Linked DNA regions of Homo sapiens: region 1 is linked to region 2. Evidence: read pairs that join two places in POLR2A ChIA-PET (ENCODE). Cell type or tissue: CD4-positive, alpha-beta T cell. All regions are shown on one strand. Links, peaks and the distances in the headings refer to the core of each region. The heading gives the core; the rest is flanking DNA. Region 1 overlaps ITGAL (integrin subunit alpha L). Region 2 has its middle 4.5 kb from the start of ZNF688.

Region 1 (2,906 bases), core at 251-2,750, 56 kb before region 2:
GGTTTAATAATGCTTAGCCCAGGATCAGGCTCATTTTTTAAATGGTTACTGAATGTATAGAGGTAGTGGCATTTTAAAAACTTCACGATAGTCTCTTCTTTGATTGTACCACACTTTACTGAGCCGTTGTTATCTCTTTGACCTGTTTGAGCACTTCCAGTTTTTCAGTATTATAAATAGTGTTGCAATTACCCCCCTACACCCAACTTTTATTTTTGAGATAAGGTCTCACTCTGTTGCCCAGGCTAAAGTATAGTGGCATAAGCATGGCCCACTGCAGCCTCAAACTCCTGGGCTCAAGTGATTCTCCTGCCTAATAGCTGGGACAACAGGCACGCCCCACTATGCTCAGCTCATTTTAAAAAATTTTTTGTAGGCCAGGTACAGAGGCTTACACTTATAATCCCAGCACATTGGTAGGCTGAGGCAGGCAGATCTCTTGAGCCCAGGAGTTCAAGAGCAGCCTGAGTGACATACACAGGCTCCATCTCTACTAAAAATACAAAAATTAGCTGGACATGGTGGCACATCCCTGTAGTCCCAGCTACTCGGGAGGCTGAGGCAGGAGGATCGCTTGAGCCTGCGAGTCAGAGGTTGCAGTGACCCGAGATCGCACCATTGCACTCTAGCCTGGGCAACAGAGTAAGATCCTATATTTAAAAAAAAAAAAAATTTTTTTTAATAGAGATGGGGTCTCACTCTTGCCCAGGCTGATCTCGAACTCCTGGCCTTAAGTAATCCTCCCACCTCAGCCTCCCTGAGTGCTGGGATTTCAAGTGTGAGCTACCTTACCCAGCCTTCCAGTGACTATTTTGTACTAAGCCTCTGTCTGCAGCCCTGATTCTTGGGCCCTTTCCCGCTGAGAAGGTTCCATGACAGGGACAGAGCCCCTGGGGGAGGTAGGCCAGGAGGGCTGGTGGCCTCTGGGGGAAACTTGGCCTTGCTCATTAACAAACTTGTTTCCTCCTTTCACTCCCAGCCCCATAGCCAGATACCTGTGAGCTGCGAGGAGCTTCCTGAAGAGTCCAGGCTTCTGTCCAGGGCATTATCTTGCAATGTGAGCTCTCCCATCTTCAAAGCAGGCCACTCGGTGAGTGCTTCAAGTCTCCAGGGACCAAGCAGCCTAGGGGCCCTGAGCTGGTGGAGGGCAGGGAGCTCTTGGCTCAGGAGAAGGGAGCAGGTGATTGTCAAGAAGGGTGTACCTTGCCCCTACCTAAGAGAAATGTATGTGAATCTGTTCTGTGTCATGTTTGAGAGCCTGGACTTTAGAATCAGGCAAAGCTGGGATTGGGTTATTCATTTTGTGACCTTATAGACATAACTTAACCGTCTGGAGCCTTGGTTGCCTCATCTTTGCAATGGGTAGAATCCTAGCTCAGTGCTTGGGGTGCAGTGAGCACTTGATAAGGGGTCCCTGAGATGATGGTGATTAGATGTGGGGGCCATGAGGCTGCTCCTCATGACCCTTCCATTTCCATTGCCCTCTCCTTTCCTGCCAGGTTGCTCTGCAGATGATGTTTAATACACTGGTAAACAGCTCCTGGGGGGACTCGGTTGAATTGCACGCCAATGTGACCTGGTGAGCAGGCCCCGCCCACATCCCTGCCATGGTCTCAGACCTGGCCAAGCCCTTCTCCTAACACTGGCCTCTTCCTTGCCCCAATGCAGTAACAATGAGGACTCAGACCTCCTGGAGGACAACTCAGCCACTACCATCATCCCCATCCTGTACCCCATCAACATCCTCATCCAGGAGTAAGTTCTTCCCAGCAGACAGCCAACCCTCTCCTCCCACCGCAGCCTCCCAACCCAGGGCCCCGACTTTGCTCCTGGGGCTCTCCTTCTGAACCTCCTTCCTTTCTTAGAGCCCCTTGGGGTAATTAGAACTGATTCCAGCCACAACCCCAAAAGTTTTCAACATTCCAAAATGTGAGGGCCATGGAAGAGCTCAGGGAAGGATTAGCATTTACTGATGGAAGAAAAAGCTCATTGAACACTAATTTTATGTCAGACTGAGGGCCAGCTGCACTGCGCAGTTGCTGACATTGCCTGGAGCCCTCAGCACCTCTGTGAGGCAGCTGTGCCGCTCTCCATTTTACCAATGAACAAGCTGAGGCTCAGAGAAGGCCGGCACTTACCCAAGGTCCAATAGCTGGAAGTACTAAAGCCAGGGTCTGAGCTTCAGCCTGTCTGACTCCAAAGGCCCAGCCAAGCTCCTGACTGTTTCAGTCACCCTAGATTCTCTCCCCTCCTGGGGGCCGATAATGCCAGGAGAGATAGGAGAAAAGTTATCACAATACCCCTTGCCCTCAGGGAGCTTACAGTCAAGTGGGAGAGCCCAAACTCATGCACACACAGAGTCAGTGACTCTCAGAACACAGTAGCAGGAAGGAACCATGGGGATCGCTAGTTGGGTTTGTAACTGAACTCTGGTCTGGCTGCTTGTTACTTGAAAGCCAGACTTAAGAAGCAAGAGTTGGTGGGAGGAAAGGCAGGTTTATCTGGAAAGCCAGGCAATTGAGAAGACAGTGAACTAGTGTTCTAAAGGACCATCTGTAATGTTAAGGGTAGGGGGAAGAGAAAGGGGTTAAGATCAAGAGGTAACTTAGCACAGACATCTGGGCACCAGAGAGGATACAAGGAGGTTGGGAACTTCTTGGTCCTTGGTCAGGTCACAGTGCTTCTATAAATCTTTAACAAAACATAGTTAGTTGTTTACAAACGTCCCCTTTAATGCCAGACTTAGTTTTAAAAACTACATGATAGCTGTTTTTGCATGTTATCTCAGTGCTCTAAAATTATCCTAGCCTATGGGCAGGAATGGGTAAAGGCCTCTTCAACAAAAATGGAGGGAGTTATGTCCGTTTTTTGCTATTTCAAAAAAACCTGTTACAGGTCTTCTCGCT
Region 2 (2,906 bases), core at 237-2,736:
CAGCACAGCTACAGATGTCCTTTCTGCACCTTGTGGGAACTCATCCCTAGCTTGGAACATCCCACTTGCTGTTCCCTTTCTTTGGAAACGTCTCTACCCCCTACTCTCCCCGACCCCAGCCCCAAGCCTTTGAACCCTGCCCTTCCCCACTCCCTGTCCCCTAACCCTGTTCCCTGTGGCTCTTTCTCAACATGGCGCAGCCTCAGTATCGGTCTGCAGCAGGCTCTTTCTGCACATCGCTGTTCGAGCTCCTTCATAAGCCTTAGTATTTGCATTCGCAGTCCCTTCCTTCATTCGTGTTCTGGTTTATCACCTGTCTCTCCCTCGTAGAAAGTAAGCTCCAAGAGGGTTCCTGTGTCTGTTTCCCCTGCTATGTTCTGGCATGGAGAATAACAGCTAGTGCATGGTAAACGCTTAGCAGCTATTTGTTAAATGCGCCAATGAGAAAGAGAAATAGCAGACAGCACTTGCCCTGTGTCCAGCACCAGAGCTGGGGCTGCCCAGAGCAGCTTTATGCTTGACACACTTCACCTGGTTCTGCTCCTCCCTCACTGGCAGGGCCTCCTCTCTCCAGCTGCACCTTCTCCTTGGCCTCCCTGCTCCCCAGAACGGATCACCCTTGGCCTTCACACCCTCCTACTCCTGATCACCCCTTGGTGGGCATCAGGTCCCCTGGCTCCGGCTCTCCATACTGGAACCTCTGGGTCTTACTGGCTCATATTGGCAGTCACCGAGCTGCAGATTCTATGTCAGAAGCCTCTCGTGTCTTTCTTCCTAATTCCAAGGTCACCACCTTGGTCCCAGCTCCCAGTGACCCTCACTTAGGAAAAAATGCCCAACAGATCTCTAGTGTCTAGCTCTGTCCCCCAACCAGGTCACACCCACACTGCTTTGCAAAGATATCTTCTGATAGCACCTGGCAAACAGCACTGCACTTGCTCAAGAACTTTCTGTGGCTCCTCAGTGCCACAGAATGTATCTCAAGCTGCTCTGGTGGCCTCTGTGGCCCTCCCAGATTTGACCCCACTTCTCGGCTGCATCTGTCTCCCATTCTTCCTTATCTAGTTTTTTTGTTTTGTTTTGTTTTTGTTTTTGAGACAGAATGTCTCACTCTGTCGCCCAGGCTGCAGTGCAGTGGCACGATCTCGGCTCACTGCAACCTCCACCTCCCGGGTTCAAGCGATTCTCCTGCCTCAATCTCCCGAGTAGCTGGGATTACAGGTGCCCACCACCATGCCCAACTAATTTTTGTATTTTTAGTAGAGACAGGGTTTCACCATGTTGGCTGGGCTGGTCTTGAACTCCTGACCTCAGGTGATCTGCCCGCCTCAGCCTCCCAAAGTGTCTTTTATTCTTTCTATGAAGCAAGACTCCTTTGCTGTTTCCTCTGCCTGAAAATCTCCCCCAACACCAATTCATAGGCTATGGGAAGCACAGCCATCTCCTCCCAGGAACATTTCCTGGCATATCACCAACCAGCCTAGGTGAGGTGGTGCCTCTGGGCTTCCTCTGTCATAGCGCCAATTAATCTCTTCCCACGTCGAACGTGGGCCCTGACTCAGCTGTATCACTGGAGCCCAGCACAAAAACCCACAGAGGCTTCAGGAGGGTGTTTGCTGAATGAATGAATGAATGGGGTCAGCTTTCGTCATCGTGGAATTCCCCTATTACCTAGCACAGTCCCTTCAACAGAAGGCACTCAACACACAGTCACTAAGTGCCAATTGTACCTTCTTTTTTGTTTTTCTTTTTGAGACAGAGTCTCACTCTGTCGCCCAAGTTGGAGTGCAGTGGCGCAATCATGGGTCACTGCAGCCTCAGTCTCCCTGGCTCAAGTGATCCTCCTGCCATAGCCTCTCAAGTAGCTGAGACTACAGGCACGCGCCACCACACCTGGCTGATTTTTGTTTTTGTAGAGATGGGGGCCTCACTATGTTGCCCAGGCTGTTCTCAAACGCCTGAGCTCAAGAGATCCTTCCATCTCGGCCTCCCAAAGTGTTGGGATTACAGGTGTGAGCCACCACGCCCAGCATGACTGTGCCTTCTAAGTAAAAACTGGCCAGGCGAGGTGCCTCACACCTGTAATCCCAGCACTTTAGGAGGCAAAGGTGGGAGGATCTCTTGAGCTCAGGAGGTCAAGGCTATAGAGAGCCATGTTAACACCACTGCACTCCAGCCTGGGTGACAGAGTGATACTCTATCTCAAAAAAATAAAAGAGAAAAGGAAAGGATAAGAAAAGGGGCACTTACTGGGACTCTTAGTTTTCTGCTCACACTCCCCAAGCAGGCTGGGCTGGGACCTGCATCCTGAGTTCCCAGCCCGTGTTTTCTGTCCAGATCTGACTTCTCAAAGGAAGTGGTAGAGACATCTGGGCTCTGTGTTCATTTCCACCCATGCTGCCACATGGGAGTGAAATCTTGAGAGCATCACGTTATCTCTCTGAGTCTCAGTTTACTTATCTGCAAACATGGTTATTGATATCCATGCCCTGGCTCCCTGGCAGGCTTCTTTACACTTTCTAAAGTGTAGACCATCCACAGTAATTCACTCTTTCAACAAATGTGTATTGCACAATTACTATGTCATACATCTTGTTAAAATGTCAGTCTCCACGGTAACCCTTTGAGGTAGATATTATTCATCTTCATTTTACAGAGGAGGCACTGAGACTCAGGAAGTTCACATGACTTACCAGCTGTGCCTGGGGTAAGTTGCAGAGACTAGTTTTTGTTTTGTTTTGTTTGTTTGAGACAGAGTCTCACGCAGCTGCCCAGGCTGGAGTGCAGTGGCGCAATCTCGGTTCACAGCAACCACTGTCTCCTGGGTTCAAGCAATTCTCCCATCTCAGCCTCCTGAGTAGCTAAGATTACAGGCACCCACCATCATACCCAGCTAATTTTTGTAT

What was found. Peaks named below come from ENCODE experiments on the same cell type or tissue, not always from the same donor. Only the 100,000 strongest peaks of a DNase experiment are listed, where the experiment ranks them.
Region 1: POLR2A ChIA-PET joins it to region 2 with 14 read pairs; 27 of 35 experiments call an interaction of 5 or more read pairs at or near these places.

What each region holds. Positions count from the first base shown.
Region 1 is chr16:30,509,382-30,512,287 of GRCh38, forward strand. It overlaps ITGAL (integrin subunit alpha L), which reads left to right. Exons shown (of 31, transcript NM_002209.3): 22 at 980-1,090; 23 at 1,500-1,579; 24 at 1,669-1,755. Among named protein-coding and RNA genes, the nearest start is that of MIR4518, 6.9 kb to the left of the region's middle. In CD4-positive, alpha-beta T cell, for the core only: no CTCF peak of the experiment used is centred there; no DNase peak of the experiment used is centred there.
Region 2 is chr16:30,565,768-30,568,673 of GRCh38, forward strand. No RefSeq gene overlaps it. Among named protein-coding and RNA genes, the nearest start is that of ZNF688, 4.5 kb to the right of the region's middle. RefSeq lists an enhancer at 2,654-2,763. In CD4-positive, alpha-beta T cell, for the core only: no CTCF peak of the experiment used is centred there; DNase peaks (open chromatin) are centred at 1,614 and 2,694; H3K27ac peaks cover 1,724 bases.